Regions from separate parts of the Homo sapiens genome. Here all the other regions are linked to region 2. Evidence: chromatin loops called from intact Hi-C (ENCODE). Cell type or tissue: gastrocnemius medialis. All regions are shown on one strand.

Evidence for each region. Peaks named below come from ENCODE experiments on the same cell type or tissue, not always from the same donor. Only the 100,000 strongest peaks of a DNase experiment are listed, where the experiment ranks them.
Region 1: it touches region 2 in a loop (10-fold over the local background); 3 of 110 quality-filtered maps call a loop at or near these places.
Region 3: a loop joins it to region 2, with 5 times the contacts of the local background. A loop is called at or near these places in 48 of 110 quality-filtered maps.

Annotation. Positions count from the first base shown.
Region 1 is chr20:36,063,833-36,066,332 of GRCh38, reverse strand. No RefSeq gene overlaps it. Among named protein-coding and RNA genes, the nearest start is that of NORAD, 14 kb to the right of the region's middle. RefSeq lists a silencer at 1,517-1,816. In gastrocnemius medialis, a CTCF peak has its summit at 1,027; DNase peaks (open chromatin) are centred at 1,482 and 2,244; H3K4me3 peaks cover 1,770 bases; H3K27ac peaks cover 1,380 bases.
Region 2 is chr20:36,460,088-36,462,587 of GRCh38, reverse strand. The region is part of intron 7 of DLGAP4 (DLG associated protein 4); the gene reads right to left. Among named protein-coding and RNA genes, the nearest start is that of MYL9, 80 kb to the left of the region's middle. RefSeq lists enhancers at 1-777, 778-1,568 and silencers at 894-1,373, 1,079-1,661. In gastrocnemius medialis, no CTCF peak of the experiment used is centred here; DNase peaks (open chromatin) are centred at 747, 1,147, 1,447 and 1,889; H3K4me3 peaks cover 1,495 bases; H3K27ac peaks cover 2,349 bases.
Region 3 is chr20:36,540,817-36,543,316 of GRCh38, reverse strand. It overlaps MYL9 (myosin light chain 9), which reads right to left and starts at 1,798. Exons shown (of 4, transcript NM_006097.5): 1 at 1,756-1,798. The region is part of intron 2 of DLGAP4-AS1 (DLGAP4 antisense RNA 1); the gene reads left to right. RefSeq lists enhancers at 1-343, 344-997 and a silencer at 1,778-1,977. In gastrocnemius medialis, a CTCF peak has its summit at 1,151 (motif pointing left); DNase peaks (open chromatin) are centred at 16, 1,155 and 1,836; H3K4me3 peaks cover 2,350 bases; H3K27ac peaks cover 2,500 bases; H3K27me3 peaks cover 388 bases.

The DNA.
Region 1 (2,500 bases), 400 kb after region 2:
CCAGCCTGGGCAATATGGCAAAACCCTGTCTCTACAAACCCCCGGCTAAAATACAGAAATTAGCCAGGCATGGTGGCGCACACCTGTAATCCCAGCTACCTGGGAAACTGAGGCATGAGAATCGCTTGAACCTGGAAGGCGGAGTTTGTAGTGAGCCAAGATCGGGCCACTGCACTCCAGGCTGGACGACAGAGCAAGACTCCATCTCAAAAAAAGAAAAAAATAAATAAAAATAAATAAATTAATTAATTCGGGAAGAGATCTGAGGTCTGCGGGATGACCCTTCTGCAGAGCAGCAAGGCACTGACAGAGATTTCCCCAAAACCCGCAAAAAAAGGTATTCAAAGTCAGGGATCGTGTCCTGAGGACCCCACACACCAACCCAACTCCTCAAGGTGCTGCCTCCCTTACAGAATCGGATCCCTAAACTCCGGCACCTCAAGGTCCTGCGGCCTCCTCCCAGCCCCGGAGCTTCTTCCAGCTGTTCCTCGCCTGGCCCGAAGTCCCACCCCTGCTGCCTGCCTGTCCCTTGGCCTCTGTCTTAGGCTCTCTTCCCTGTGGGTGCCCTTGCTTGGGATCCCCTAAGGCTCTGACTGTGTGTGGCTGGAGAGGTCCAGGCCACAGAGCCCCGGAGGGCACCACCTCAGAAGCCCTCGCTGGACAGCTGGAGAGAAGGTGGCCGTCCTTCAGCCAGGCTCGGCCCCAGCTGCACTTCACGGGGGCAACCTGATGCCCACCTGCAGGGGGACAGATGCGGCCAGCGGCGGCCACCAACACGTCCCTCAGACACAGACGCTGCCAGGCAAGCCGAGCTAGCCAGGGGCGCCTAGGGAGGGACAGCCAGGCGACCGTCATTCTGCACGCCCTGTCTGTGAAGGGGCAGCCGCACTCAGCTGCGGCCACAGTCAGCGCCTCACAGGGCAGCGCTGAGCGGTGCAACCTCGGCAGGGGTCAGGAAGTCTCTGGAAGCCGGTAGCGCCACTCGGGCCAGGCGTTGCCAGAGTCAATCCGTCGGTGTCGGCCGGCTCAGCAGAGATGGGGTCAAGCAGCTGATCGGCCGCTAGGAACCTTGTGCTCAGTCAGACACAGACCGTCGCGGCCGGTCACACAGCTCGCCAAGCACAGATGGAGGCTGGTCAGGCAGAGGCAGATAGGCCGCCCGGTCAGACGCAGCCCGTCAGGCCCAGATGGCGGCCGGGCAAGAGCAGCCAGCCAGCCAGCCAGCCAGGCAGCCAGTCAGCCAGCCAGTCAACCAGCCAGCCAGTCAGCCAGTCAGCCAGCTGCGGCCAGGCTGACAGATCCAGCAGTCTTGGTCTGTCAGGCACCCATGAAACCTGCGTTCAGTCAGACGGAAGCTGACACACTCGTATTATCAGGCGGTGGCGGCACCTGTGGTCAGTCAGGCACAGTCGCTGGGTCAGCGCGGCCCGTCGGGCTCGGACAGAACCAGTCGGGTCGCAGCTGTCGGGCCTCTCTCCGGGCAGAGAGTTGCTGGAGGCGGGGCTTCGTTCCGGGGCGGGGCTTCGTTCTGGGCGGAGCGTTGGCTGGAGGCAGGGCCTCGTCCCGGCTGGGCCTGCCTCCCCTCCCGGCAGCTTCCGGGCGTTGCCATGGCAGCCGCGGCCGGCTCCCAGACTGCCAGGGGGTCGAAGGACTCGCGGCCTTTCCCGCGCTGGCCCTGCCCCTGGGCGCCCCAGCGCCTGCCAAGTGGAGGTCCTGGCCCTGGGGCCGACTCTCTAGAAGCGGCCAGTGGGTTCGGCGAACCGCGCCCCGCACAGCAGCAGAGTCCCCGCTACGGGGTCGGCATTTTCTCATCCTCTTGCTCAGGCGGGCATGATTAGGGGGCTGGGAAGGACTCACAGAAGGCGACGCAGCAAGAAGTGACAGAGACCCAGACCCTCCGGAGCCCCAGCTGCTCACCTGACCCTGCACCGCCCCCCAGGAAGAATCAAACGTCTCTAGGCAGAAAGGGCGGCCGTATCCAGAAGAGAGAACAGCCATGCAGTGATGTGCTTAGGGAAATCTGGCGCAACAATGTCAAGGCGAGCACTCACCTTGTGCCCAGCCCTGTAATAAAAGGTTTATATACAGTATTTCACCCGAGCCTTATAATTTTGCTTTGGGGTTCTATAATGATTCCCTTTTTACAGATGAGGAAACCAATCACAAAGGGTTTGGTGATTTGCCCAGGGTCAGGGGCAGTGAGGTGCGGGAGCCGGATTGGAACCCAAGCAGTCCAACTCCTGACATGTTGGCATGTGGACCCTCAGCCCACCCTCTGTTCTCTCCTTGTGACCTTCCGAAGGCTCAGCATGAGTCCCCTTAGCAGACCTTCAGGACACCCAGCCCTATGCTGGGTCCTGAGGTGGCAGAGTCCTGTAGGAGTCTCTGCCTGGAAGGCTCAGAATAAGGGGCTATCAGAACCAAGAACCTGGTCAAACCAGAGGACAAACTATGGGTTTGCCTTGCAATATTTAGAAGAAGGGGAAGCCTGTGAGATCAG
Region 2 (2,500 bases):
GCTCCAGACACAAAGCCATGAGGGCCGGATGGGGGTCAGAGACCCAGAGACCCGGCAAAGACAGAAAAAGGGAGAGGGAGACAAGGAGCAGAGAGAAGGGGAGACAGGGGGCTAGGGCTGAAAAAGCAAGGGGGGGCCAAGGGCCCCAGGCAAAGAAGCAGGCTCAAAGGGGGGCCTTCAGCGCAAGAGGCACAGAGTGGCGAGACCACCGAGACAGATGTGGGGGCACAGAGGGGCAGGGAGAGCAAAGCAGGGGACCCCGATCCCGAGAAGTGGGGGTGCTCGGAGACCTGAGAGAGAACAAGGAGAGACAGCGACAGGGGACAAACCAGGGGAAAGCAGAGAGGAGCTCCTGAAGTCAGGGAGCTGAGGACATATTGGGGGGTCCCAAGGAGAAAGACCCCAACTTGGGACCTAGGAGCTCCCAGTGGATATGGGGAACACCCAGAAGAGGGAAAGCCCAGGGGCAATGGGGGTTCAGAGGAGGCGAGACCCCAGCGACTTGGGGTGCAGAACCCCCAAAGGATGTGCAAGAAACTCACGGGGAGCCCTTGGGGAGAGTGGAAGGTGTTCTCAAGGGGAACCCCAAAAGATCTGGGGGCGCTCTGAGGGGGAGTCCCGAAGAGTGGGGTCGCCCAGAAAGGGCGGCTCTGAGGGCTGAAGAGCGCTCTGAGAAGGGGACCCGAGATGGGGAGCGAGGGAGGGGCTGCGGAGGAGCGCGAGGGCAGAGACAAAGAGACAGCGAGCCGGGGAGAGACAAAGCGGGCGGAGCGGGGACACGGGCTGGAGGACTGGCGGCTGGACAGGACGGAAGCGCGGGCGGGCGGGCGGGCGGGCGGACGGACGGACGGACGGACAGACGGGGAGGAGGAGGAGGAGGAGGAGGGCGAGGGCGGGGGCGGGGCAGGGCCGGGCCGGGCCGGGCGGGGCGGCCCCCGTCTCCTCGCGGGGCCGCGGCTGCTCCGGGCGGCGCTGGGCGGGCCCCGGGCGTCCGGGCTGAGGAGGCGGCAGCGACGACGTGGACCGGACAGACGGACGGACTGGCGGCGGCGGCGGCGGCCAGCGGCGGGCACTCACCCTCCTCCCTCACGCAGCCCGGCCCGAGGCTCCGGTTTTGTACGCCCGAGGGGCGGGGCTCCGGGTTAAAGTCCCGCACCTGCCCCGCCCCTCCCCGCCCCCCGCGTCAGCCGCGCGCGCGTCGTCAGGGACTCCCGGGCCGGGCAGGGGCGCGCGCAGCCCGCTTGGCATGTGGCCCGGCGCGCGCAGCCGGGCTGGTCGGCAGGCGCGCGGGCCGCCGCGTCCGGCCCACGCCCAGCCGGCCGGCCCAGGAAAGGAGCGCGCGCCCACGTCGGCACGCGCATGCCCGAGCATGGGGGGGTGGGGGTGGGGTCGCCGCCCCTCGAACCGCCTCGCCAAACCGGTTCCAGCTGGAACGCGACGCATGCTCTGTGCGGGAGGTGGACCGAGGCGGGAGTTCCCACCAGTTCACCCCAGCGACACCTCGCTGTAAGGGGGGAACCGAGGCTCCGAGGAAGCTGCCCGAGGTGGCCCTCTCACCCCTGCATAGTCAGATTGGCCCTCTGGTCCTGGCTGCTCTGCGCCCTAGGTGTATCTAGCTGTCCTCGCCACTGCATCCTCCCTTTGCTTTGCTAACCCAGAGTCCTAGAGATTGGGTTCCAATCCCGGCTCCGCCTCTGGAGGCCTGTGTGATCTTGAACAACATCCGCATTCAACTTCCCTGAGCCTTCCATTCCTCCCCCGTAAAATAAAACAACAAGCACACCTACGATCTCATGGAGGGCAAAGTGACCAGCTCGAGCCGGGTTGGCAGTAGGTGGTGCCTTCACGCCTCCTCGCCTTCCCAGTTCCTGGCTTCTACCCCGCGAGTCCCCTCTCCTCACTGAATCCAGGTCCTGTCGCTGCCTTGTGGGCCTCATCTCTCCAGGCCGCACCTGTGGTAGGTCTGCCAGACGCAGACCCAACTCTTGTTCATGACCTGCCTTGCTGGGTGACCTAGGCAAGTCCTTTCCTTTCTCGCATCTGTTTTCCAAAAAATGGAGAAAAGAATTTTTGACATATCAAAATATTTTGAGCACTGGCGAAGATGATAGTGTTTCCAATACCACTGTCATGGTTTTTGCATTAAGGTGTAAAAATAATAAACGGAATTGAGGGTTAGCCAACCGTTTTGAATCCAGGCACTGTGCTAAGCACTTTGAAGGTCATCCTATCTCAGTCACTTATGCTACGCCTGTACTATTCACTTTAAGTTGGTTATTTTTATTTTTTGTAGCGACAAGGTCTCTGTTGCTCAGGCTGGTCTTGAACTCCTGGGCTCAAGCGATCCTCCCACCTCGGCCTCCCAAAGTGTTGAGATTACAGGCGTGAGCCAAGGTTGATTTACTTAGGAAAAAAACAAGGTACATTTGTTATGGGCCCTGACAACCCAAGGCAGCACACACAGCATAAGATGAAATATCATTATTCCACTTCCACCCTC
Region 3 (2,500 bases), 81 kb before region 2:
CAACCCTGGACTGGGATCCCGGCCAGCCCCAGCTGGTCCCCAGGGCCATCACTGCCTGTAGTCATGAGACAGTGGTTGCCCGTGTCCCACGGACCGACACACCCAGCCCTCAGTGTTTCTTGCATGGTTCAGGAAGGTAGACAGAATTCCTTCTCACCCATGACCTAGTTGGGAGTGCCATTGTCCCCAGATGCCGGCCCCCTCCTCTCCCGTGCTTTAGAGGGGCCTAGTCCTTCCCTGAGTCCAGTGTTCTCGGGAACTTTGACTCCTGGTGCCCACAGAAGGCTGCATGCAGAGAGGCAGTGCACTGTGCCCAACAGAGGCTGTGATGGCCATCACTGTCCCCACCACACTCTATGAAGCTCTAGGGCAGGCATGGCCAGGCCACCCACAGCTGGGTCTGAGCCCAGCTGGGCCCCTCTGCCTTCATGGCCACCCGGTCTGCACTCTCTGCTGTGGTGTGGCTGGGAGCACTGTACTTAAGGGCTTGCACAAGGCCGCCATGTCCACCCCAGCAATTGTGGGAAGTGGTGAGCGGAGGCAGGGGTGCCCCCATGGTGCAGCTAGGAAAAGAGGCCCCAGAAGGGGAGTGGAGTGCCCATGAGAGGGGGAGGGGCCACCTGGAAGACAGGATTCCTGGGCTAGGTTTGGGTCAGTGGAGAGCAAACTTGGCTGCTGGTGCCCTCGAGGCTTGAACAAAACAGGGAGCCCCAGTCCTCAGGCGGGCCTGTGGCAGTGGAGTGGGAAAGGGCTCTGTGTATCCAGAGGCGCCTTCTAGAACTGGTGGAGGGGCGAGGGGCAGGCATGGGTGGGGCCTTTAGTTCTGAGGCCATCGCTTCCCCCTTCAGGTGCCCTAGACACCAGGGGTCAGCACTGATACTTGGCCTGGATGTGACTGGATGCCATGTCCCCCATCCTGGTGTCCAGATTCCCACCATAACAGAAAAGGCTGGGCTGAAGCCAGCACAGGGCAGTGCCCCCATGACCTCCAGCCCCTGGAGCTGGGCAGGCCAGATGCCTCCTTCTCAGTGCACCTCATCTGAGTCTCCTCCTTAGAGCAGCTGGAGGGCTGGGAAGAGCAGGGATCAGGTTCTCCCAGCCACTAGTCCTCGTCCTGCCCCCTAGGGGTGAGTCCATCAGGGCCCTCCGCAGACCTTCCCCACCCACAGGCGAGATGACCCAGAGAGGGGAAGGCCCGGGTCCCTGCATACAGCACTGGCTGTGTCGGAAGGGCCCCCTGGTCTCGGTCCCTTTCCCCTGGCCCAGGGTGTAGGGATGGGAGATGGGGAGGGGACACAGATGCTGTGGGGGCGTGGAGTCCCACAGGGCTGTTTCTCCATCTGTGACACACATGCCTTTACTGGGCCAGGGGGAACTGACGACTGCAACCCTCTCCCCAGCACCCTTGTACCCGGGCTCCCCAGCCCCCCCCGGAGCTCTGGGCTTGGCATCTCCAGCTCCTCAGCAAAGGGGCAGGGCCTGGACGATGGCCTTCCCTTGCCGCAGGACCACTGCTTCTCAGAGGCCAGAACAGCCTTCCTGCTGCCCGGCCCCTGGCCAGAGTCCCTGTCGGCCCCCAGCAAACTCGCTGCCCCAGCTCACCCCTCAGTCCGTGCCCAACAGACCCTACCACGTCCCAGTCCGTGGGGCCCGCCTTTGCCCCCCGTGACAGCCGGGTCGGGCCCGGGCCACCTCTCATCTCCAGCCCTGGGCCGTTAGGCCTGTCCTCAAGACCCCCGGGGCCCCGGATCCCACCTGGTGCGGAGAAGGCGCTTGGGCTCGCTGGGTGCGTGGAACTGGGCCGGCCGTCGGGTCTGGACTCCAGGCGGGGGCGGGGCGTGGCGGCCGGGCCTTACAAGGCAGAAGAATGTGCGCGGGGCGGGGCCGCGGGCGGGGTGCGGGGGCCCTCGGCTGCCGTCCGGCCTTATTTGGCCTCGACCCACGGGCTGGCAGGCGGGGGCGCTCTGGGGTGAGCCCCCCTTCCTTGCTGTGCCAGCCCGGGCTGCACAGAGGGCCTTGTAGGGAGGGGAGGTGATGGGGTGAGCAGGCAATGGGAGAGGGGGTGTGGGGGTTCGCTCTGGGCCACCCCTTCCCCTCCAGAGAGGCAAACGGAATGTCCAGGGCCGCTTCCCCAGAGGCCTCCCACTTGTATGGGCCGTGGGAGTGCAGCTTCCCCTGACGGGCAACGGCTCTCGACGTGGGGAGGGCAGAGGCGGTGGGTGGGGGGGCTCCCAGGGACCCCTACGCCCGGTGACTCGCTCTGTCCACATCAGCGGTCGCCCGCCAGAGCGGGGTTGAAGGAACCACTCGGGAAGCACTGGTTTCGTGGAGGGAAACACGATGAACAAGTAGCTCCGCGGCCTGGGGCCTCAAAGGAGAAGGGGACCTGGGGGGAGCGTGGGCTGTTCCGCAGGGTGCTCTGGGCAGTGACATTGGGCAGACAGGAGGTGCAGGGGTGCGCCCCGCCGTGAGGGCTCCCGGGCTTGGGGTCGCCGGCAGC